Linked DNA regions of Homo sapiens: region 2 is linked to region 1. A link is an interaction called in ENCODE POLR2A ChIA-PET data of the cell type or tissue named here. Cell type or tissue: CD4-positive, alpha-beta T cell. All regions are shown on one strand. Links, peaks and the distances in the headings refer to the core of each region. The heading gives the core; the rest is flanking DNA.

The links. ChIA-PET counts read pairs that join two places held together with the same protein. Peaks named below come from ENCODE experiments on the same cell type or tissue, not always from the same donor. Only the 100,000 strongest peaks of a DNase experiment are listed, where the experiment ranks them.
Region 2: POLR2A ChIA-PET joins it to region 1 with 5 read pairs; 4 of 35 experiments call an interaction of 5 or more read pairs at or near these places.

The regions. Positions count from the first base shown.
Region 1 is chr17:4,042,098-4,046,488 of GRCh38, forward strand. ZZEF1 (zinc finger ZZ-type and EF-hand domain containing 1) reads right to left here. Exons shown (of 55, transcript NM_015113.4): 38 at 2,127-2,277; 39 at 332-471. Among named protein-coding and RNA genes, the nearest start is that of LINC01975, 67 kb to the left of the region's middle. In CD4-positive, alpha-beta T cell, for the core only: no CTCF peak of the experiment used is centred there; a DNase peak (open chromatin) is centred at 2,014; H3K27ac peaks cover 1,069 bases.
Region 2 is chr17:4,095,166-4,099,556 of GRCh38, forward strand. ZZEF1 (zinc finger ZZ-type and EF-hand domain containing 1) reads right to left here. Exons shown (of 55, transcript NM_015113.4): 10 at 1,444-1,535; 11 at 666-814. Among named protein-coding and RNA genes, the nearest start is that of ZZEF1, 46 kb to the right of the region's middle. In CD4-positive, alpha-beta T cell, for the core only: no CTCF peak of the experiment used is centred there; no DNase peak of the experiment used is centred there.

The sequences.
Region 1 (4,391 bases), core at 316-4,315:
ACAGAGATAAAGCAAAATATTAACAACTGGTGAATCTAGGTGAAGACCTTCATTCATTGTTCTTTGAAGTTTTCTATGAGCTTAAAACTTTTCAAAATAAAAAGGTAGAAAAAAATCATTATAAGCATTATATATAAATATATTGTTTTATACACACACACACATATATATTTACAAAATATAGGAAGGGTCAGAAGAAAATAATTATAACTTCTAATCCTACCCTTAAGGCTACAGAGATGATTGTCATCATTTGTTTCAGTATGTGGCTTTCCAAAACCTTCTTCTATGCATACCACCACCCCCACTTTTAAAAATAAATTGCCCTTACCGACTTTAAGGGAGGTAACATGGCTGCTAGTAATCCCAAAATCCTCTTCTGGGAACACTCAGCAAACACTTGCTCAGGGCTTGGAGTAACTGCTTTTTCCTCTATGGGCTTCTGAGATGACACTTCTGAATCTTCAGCATCTAAGTGGTAAAACAAACTTTCAGAATTTGCCTGCATCTCCACATGTATGAAGAGGCAAGTAAACCACTGCACTGTCCCCTGTGCTGCTACGGAATAAAGCTGGGATTTTATTCATTTATTTTTTAAATTTGAGAGGGAGTCTCACTCTGTTGCCCAGGCTGCAGTGCAATGGCACAATCTCGGCTCACTGCAACCTCCACCTCCCGGGTTCAAGCAATTCTCCTACCTCAGCCTCCCAAGTAGCTGGGATTACAGGCGTGCGCCACCTTGCTCAGCTAATTTTTGTATTTTTAGTAGAGACGGGGTTTCACCATGTTGGCCAGGCTGGTCTCGAACTCTTGACCTCAAGTGATCCGCCCACCTTGGCCTCTCAAAGTGCTGGGATTACAGGCCTGAGCCACTGCTCCCGGCCTAAAGCTGGGATTTTAAAAGCCTATGGCTGGGCATGTCTGCGCTCAGCTGTTTCCTTCTCCAGGAGGCCTGCCTGAGCCCTGTTTAAATGAAAGACTGTCCTCCCAGAGCTCTCTTACCCCCGCCCTCCCCATCTCCCTGAGCCTGCTCTGCTGTGCTCACAGCATTTCATCACCTTTTCACATTCCACATAATTTATATTTATTGTTTACTGTCTGCCTTCTTTCAGATTTTTGTTTCTTTCAGTGATGTATCTCAAGCACCTAGAGGTGTTTCTGGAGCATGGCAGGTACTTAATACTTGATGAATGAATAAACTGCCTATGAACCAGGATGCTGATCCTCAGGGGAATGAGACTCCAGTGAATTTTGATGATTTGGATTGATGTGGAGTGTCAGACTGTTTTCTGGAACTCAGAATTATACACACTGCATAGATAAGCATCAGATAGAGAGGGCAGAAGGCCAGGTGCTCACCCCGCCATCACAGAGCAGGAAGGTGGGGAAGATCCTGCACTCCTGGGCCACCATAAGGAGGAGGCTGGGACTTGCCTCCAGTCTCCTGAGCCCACAGCATGCTCCTCAATCCTCCTAAGCCAGCTCTGACCTTGCTGCTGCTATCCTCTGGCAGGCTGAGGCCTTCAGCAGCATCTCTCCTTTATCATCCTCTAGTGTTCCACTCCATCCCTACACACCTGCCAAGAGGGACTTCTCTACTTTAGGGCCTTTGCTCCTGTTGGCCTTTCTTCTCCGAACGCCCATCCCTATTGCAGATCCTAGCACATTCAAGGTCCCCTAGATCTCTTCCTCTCTAAAGCTTTATGAGGATACAGTCTGCCCCAGAGAGACACCAATCACTGTCAACACCCACTTACACCTCATTCCGCCTCAAATTACAGTTACCTGCACCTGTGTCTTAAGCCCTCCTAGACTGTGAGCTCCATGAGGGCAGGAACCACATGTCTATCTGTCTGATTCAGTCCCTGTTTCATCCCCAAGGTCTAGCACTGTGTTTGGCATATAGAAAGCACTTAGTAAATACAGGAAATAAATAAGGTAGGAAAGCAGTCAAAGTGAAGAAAGATGACATTCGAGGTGTCATCAGCACCATCTGAACAGAACTGAGAAACCACGCACCCCTGGCGTCTAGCCAATGTCAAGCTGTGTGCCACAAACAGCTCAGGGATGGGTATATGTGCATTTTAAGATGAAAGAGATGAAGATAATGGTCAAATAGTCTTTACCTGGAAGTCCTGTAGGTGGGCTAGCATCTGCAGGTGAATCTGAAATTTGGGTCTGGCATGAAGGATCCTTCGATAATGATACACCTTTATCTGCCTTATTTCTCTGCTTGAAATCTACAGGTCTGATTTCCTCATGAACAGCTCTCTTTCCCTAAAAAAACAAAAGTGTAAAAGAATTAAGGTTTCTTATAACAAAGTTTGCTCCATGATTATGATAACTTTTTAATGATTAGCCAGTCTTCATAGACTAAAAAACTTTTGAATGCCATTAGAAAATGCCACTCATTTCTTTTTTCTTTTTTGTGTGTTTTTTTGAGATAGAGTCTCACTCTGTCACCAGGCTAGAGTGCAGTGGTGTGATCTCGGCTCACTGCAACCTCCACCTCCCAGGTTCAAGCGATCCTCCTGCCTTAGCCTCCTGAGTAGCTGGGACTACAGGTGCGTGCCACCATGCCCAGCTAATTTTTGTATTTTTAGTAGAGACAGGGTTTCACCATGTTGGCCAGGATGGTTTCGATCTCTTGACCTCGTGATCTGCCCACCTCGTCCTCTTTAAGTGCTGGGATTACAGGCGTGAGCTACCAGGCCTCGCCTATGCCACTCATTTCTTATGGTAAATCTATATTCTAATTAAGACAGTAACTGTCGGGCTGGGTGTGATGGCTCATGTCTGTAATTCCAGCACTTTGGGAGGCCAAGGCGGGCAGATCCCTTGAGGTCAGGAGTTCAACACCAGCATGGCCAACATGGCGAAACCCCATCTCTACTAAAAATACAAAAATTAGCTGGGCGTGGTGGCGTGAGCCTGTAATCCCAGCTACTCAGGAGGCTGAGGCAGGAGAATCGCTTCAACCCAGGAGGAGGAGGTTGTAGTGAGCCGAGATTGCGCCACTGCACTCCAGCCTGGGCGACAGAGCAAGACTCTGTCTCAAAAAAAAAATAAGATAGTAACCATTGCATCGCATCCCCCATCTTCCAAATGTCCCTCTGTCAGAGCCTGCAGTCCCATAAGAAATGGCTCTATTAAAAACCTCTCATACATTCTATTCAGCTTTCAGAAACCAAGCATGGAAAGTTGTTCCCAGAGGAAAAAGACAAAGCTATGAAATTCTTTCTTTCTTTTTCTTTTGACTCTGTGAGTATAAAAAGTTGTGACTTCCCTTCTAGTACACTCTGGTGACTATCGTTAATGTACTTTGTTTTCTTCAGTATGAAAACCAAACAAACCTTTATTTACAGAATAATTAGAAAATTCTTGGTATCTAACATTATCTTTAATATGATGAAGATAAGACTACATCAATTCTATAGCCTAGAAATATGACATTGTTTTCACTGCCACAGATGAAGCTATTTTATTGCTGTAGAAACTGGCATTCTGTGGGCTGTGGGACAGAGTTGTGGGTTGTATATATTTCCTCTCTTACTTTTCTATAGAATTTGCCTTTGTTAATTAACATGGAAGGTGTACATAAAGCCAACCACACATGTCACTTGATCAAACAAAACCGGATGCTACTCCTAAACCTAACTAATCACACCCTTTCTACCAGGTTTTAGCATTCTTTCCTAGCTGCTGTTTCCTAGATGCTGTTTTTTTGTTCTTGTTTTTTTTTTTTTTTGAGATGGAGTCTCGCTCTGTTACCCAGGCTGGAGTGCAGGGGCGCCATCTCGGCTCACTGCAAGCTCCGCCTCCCAGGTTCAAGTGATTCTCCTGCCTCAGCCTCACGAGTAGCTGGGACTACAGGTGTCCGCCACCACACCCAGCTAATTTTTTGTATTTTTAGTAGAGATGAGGTTTCACTGTGTTAGCCAGGATGGTCTTGATCTCCTGACCTTGCGATCCACCCATCTTGGCCTCCCAAAGTACTGGGATTACAGGCATGAGCCACCACGCCCGGCCTCTTTATTTTAAAAAACAGAATAAACATACCTTTGATGCCCTTTTGAGAATCCCACTTTGGCAATGAGACTTGTTAAAGGGGCCCTTTCTGGAGGTGGGAGACTTTTCTAGAATCAGGAGTCTAGTGGTGAGCTGCCCAGATGGGCAAGGTGACAGCTGTCAGCTGCATTTCCTGAGAAGTCACTCAGAATCCCCCCAGTGACTGTTTGCACTCCTGGGACCCTCAGGGTGCCTTTCCCTATTGTCACACAGGCTTATGTGTGGAACTGTGGCTACATGGGAAGTGTTATGTGCATGGTGGAGGCACCCCAGCTTCAGGTCTGAGAAGGCCAAACGTTGACTTTCACTCTTTGGGGCCAAAG
Region 2 (4,391 bases), core at 115-4,114, 53 kb after region 1:
GGGCCCATGAAGCTGCCCTCTCTGCTTAGGACATTCTCCTTCCAGTGGCCGATCAACTCCAACTCATCCTTCATAAACAGCATAACAACACTTGCTCCAGAAAGATGTCTCTGATCAGGAGGGCCGCTCTGCCCTGTGTCCCCACAGCGCCCTTTCTCCCCTACAGCACATTCATAACACTGTTGATACTGCAAGTTTTCTTACCTGTCTTCTGAGCTAAACAGTAAGCTATATAAAGCAAGAACTGTGCCAATTTCCTCATTACGGTATCTTCAGCACCTAGCATCAGGCCTGGCACACAGTAGGTACTTAATAAGTATTTGTGTTAAAAGCAGGAATGGGAGAAGGGGGGTTGGGGCAATGGCTAAAGACTGCAGGCTGTCCACAATTCAGGCATAGATAGATCATTACCCAGCCATTGTGAAGATGTGTGCCCCTGGCCACAAAAGGGACTGAGTAACATGCTATGAACAAATTAACATACACATCTTCAGATATGCTACTAGAAAGCAATGAAGGCTTATGGCCACTGAGATGGATTAGTGGCGCCTTTTCTATAAAGACAAGCAAGCACAGTTCACCAATGAGCATGAATACATTCTTATTAACTACAAAGATTTTTGTTCTGTAGATCTTTGTTCTACAAAGATTTTTTACCTTCTTACCTGCTTTTTACAAATTGCCTGAGCTCCTGAAGCTTCCATTTGTCATATTTTTCAAACCTTTTGAAGTGTTCTTCCGCACAAAATTTATCTGAAGATGAGTTATAGGCAAACACCAACCCACACTGGGCACCAATGCCACCACGTCGAACCTGGAAACAGAGATTAGGATGAAGTCTATCAAAGGGGCAAAAGTTCTGTGGCCGTTTTGTTTCCAGCATGGTTAAATTCAAACAGGTTAAAACAAAACGAGACCAATGAAAAATATTTCAAACATATTAAGCCCTCAAAAAATAAGAAAGCTGTTTCCCAAGAAATGTTCCTTAACTTTCTCAATCCTTATATTCTCACCATTTCAAAGACTTTACAGTCTATCCATCTTTGTGTCCCTGCCCTCTGCTACAGGCCTGACACAGAGTAAATCATCATTAAATGTTCAATGAATAACCAATGACATGGTCAGCCATAGGTCTGACTTTAAAAAAAAAAACCAAAACACCAATGACGTGGACTTCTGAAATGTAATAAAAGGTAATATTCAATAATAACCTAATTGTACATGGAAAAGTAACTACAACAGTGTAATGGATTGTTTATAACACAAAGACTAAATGCCTGAGGGGATGAATAGCTCATCCTCATCCTCTGTATGATTATTTCACATTGCATGCCTGTATCAAAACACCTCATGTACCCCACAAATATATATACCTACTATGTACCCATAAAAATTGAAAACAAAAGTAGTAACATTGCTTAAAGAAGGTAGCACGAAAATTACCATAATTCTTATCTGTGTAACTTGGAAGGCAGATTCAGTTCCGGTAGAAAAAATAGTGCTGGCTCTGGTTTTTCCAGTTTCCGTAAGAAAACCTGAAAAAAGGGAAAACTCAAGTTAGGGAACTAACCCATTTTTATAGCCCTAAGAACTAAGATCAACAAAAACAAACCATATCCTTTGAGTCATGGGGGGTAACTGGTCTGATATCTTCACGAAAATTAGAGAAAAATGTCCTCTTTGGACAGAGGCAACCCCGATGATAAAGCCCCAGGTAAGCAGAGAACTGACCAGGTTCAACTTTCCCAGGGCACAATCCCCTCCACCTCACAGGCAGCCCTGCTCTGAGGTAACAATAAGAAAATAAATGTTTAGGCCGGGCACAGTGGCTCACGTCTGTAATCCCAGCACTTTGGGAGGCCGAGGCGGGTGGATCACGAGATCAGGAGACGGAGACCATCCTGGCTAACACGGAGAAACCCCGTCTCTACTAAAAATACAAAAAATTATCCAGGTGTGGTGGCGGGCGCCTGTAGTCCCACCTACTCGGGAGGCTGAGACAGGAGAATGGCGTGAACCCGGGAGGCGGAGCTTGGAGATTGTGCCACTGCACTCCAGCCTGGGCAACAGAGTGAAACTCCGTCTCAAAAAAAAAAAAGAAAAAGAAAAAGAAAAAGAAAAGAAATGTTTATAAAACATTTAAGCCAAAGCGACAAAAGACTGGACAATCAATCATCTTCCTGAGCCACACCTACAACCATGGCTGATGGCTGCCTGGGCTGATAAAGCCTACTGGCTTAGTGGCTGAGAAAGGGATTAGTTAGCTTCTACAACACTTTGTCAGGAAAGGTTATGAAAGGCTTTGAAATGGGAAAAAAAAAAAAAAAAAAAAAAAAGAATCACTGGGTGTCCTAGCCAACATACCCTTTCGGTCGTCTCTGCCTTTTATGGTCTCTAAACTATTTTACAATTCTGTAAGTTGTAGAACACTGGTAGTGATGCACATGATTCTTGTCCACAGAACTAAACACTGTGTTCTGTGGAAATGTTGCTGATTATTCCTTATGGATACTGACCAACATTCTATCTATTTGTAAATTAATTTTAGCATTCTTGTTAGTCTACATGTATTTTATGAATTCTCCTTAGAACTGTTTGTAACATCTTACTGGTTCCCTCATTAATTAATGAGCTAAATAAAAAGTCTGGGCCAGGCACAGTAGCTCATGCCTGTAATCCCAGCACTTTGGGAGGCTGAGGCCAGTGGATCACTTGAGCCTCAAAACCAGCCTGGGCAGCACAGTGAGACCCCATTTCTACCAAAAAAAAAAAAAAAAAAAGCAAAAATCAAGGTGGGTGTGGTGGCTCACACCTATAATCCCAGCACTTTGGGAGGCTGAGGCAGGCAGTTCACTTAAGGTCAGGAGTTCGAGACGAGCCTGGCCAACATGGTGAAAACCCCATCTTTACTAAAAACACAAAATTCGCCGGGCGTGGTGGCACACACCTGTAATCCCAGCTACTCAGGAGGATGAGACAGGAGAATCGCTTGAACCCGGGAGGCGGAGGATGCAGTAAGCTGAGATCTCACCATTGCACTCCAGCCGGCCTGGGTGACAGAGTGAGACTCCAACTCAAAAAAAAAAAAAAAAAAAAATCAGCTGGGCACGGTGGTGCACACCTGCAATCCTAGCTACTTGGGAGGCCAGGGTGGGAGGATCGCTTGAGCCTGGGAGGTGGAGGTTGCAGTGAGCTATCATCACAACACTTCACTCCAGTCTGGGCAGTAGAGTGAGACCCTGTCTCAAATGAATGAATGAATGAATAAATAAATTAAAGTAAATAAATTAAAAGTATGAATGTGTTCACTTATATTTGTATGACAGTCACTATTTTCCTTTTTTGATTGTTGGTAATTATCCTTTAACAACTCATGAAAAAGTCTTCTGCTAGACCCAAGGTTGCCTTTCTCTTTCAAACGTCTCTAAATGATATAACTCAGCAATAAATAAGCTTTTTTTTCTGGGACTCTGAATTTTCTTAACAATTCTGCCTATCAAAATGACAAGACTAAAACCAATTTCATGCTTCCTGTTTCATTACATGGAGTTCAAGCCAACAAAAATTTATAAAGACAATGTGCAAAATGAGTCACCAAAACTAAGAAAATTAAATCCAAAGGAAACTTCTCTAATTCACACAGACGCTCTATGATCTAGTTCTATGAAAGAGCAATTCTATAGGCAATTTTAAGAATCCATACTACCAACAATTCACACAACTCCACTAACAGTAATACTAAGAACTATCCCAATTATTGAACTCTTACCTTTTCCCAGAGCCCTGGATGTCTCTATGTAAAAGAAATCTATGTAAAGGCTAAACTATTGTCTAAAAGTTAAGTGATAAATCAGCAATTTTAGTTAGTCTCAATGTAGTAGCAGAAGCAATAATTTAAGTCAACAGAATCGGATAGACTCTTTTAAAATAACACTGCCACCAAATATGCAATGACATTTTTTCAGAAAGGCAAAACAAAAACAAAACCTTAAAAAAAAAAATAAAACTTCTGTGCTTCCTTTTCTTGGTAAGAAATCAGCTCACGTGGTTTTTTTCATTTTTCTCTTTTGTTTTTTAGACACAGGGTCTCGCTCTGTTGCCCAGGCTGGAGTGCAGTGGTACAATCATAACTCACTGCGACCTTACACTCCTGGGCTCAAACAATCCTCCTGCCTCAGCCTAAGTAGGCCCACAGGCAAACACCACCATGCCCAGCTAATTTTTTATTTCATTTTTTGTAGTGACTGGATCTCACTATGTTACCCAGGATGGTCTCAAACTGTTGGCCTCAGGAAATCCTCCCACCTCTGCCTCCCAAAGTGTCGGGGTTACAGGCATGAGCCACTGTGTCCAGCCTAGCTCACAGGTTTGACTGTGATTTTTTTTTTTTT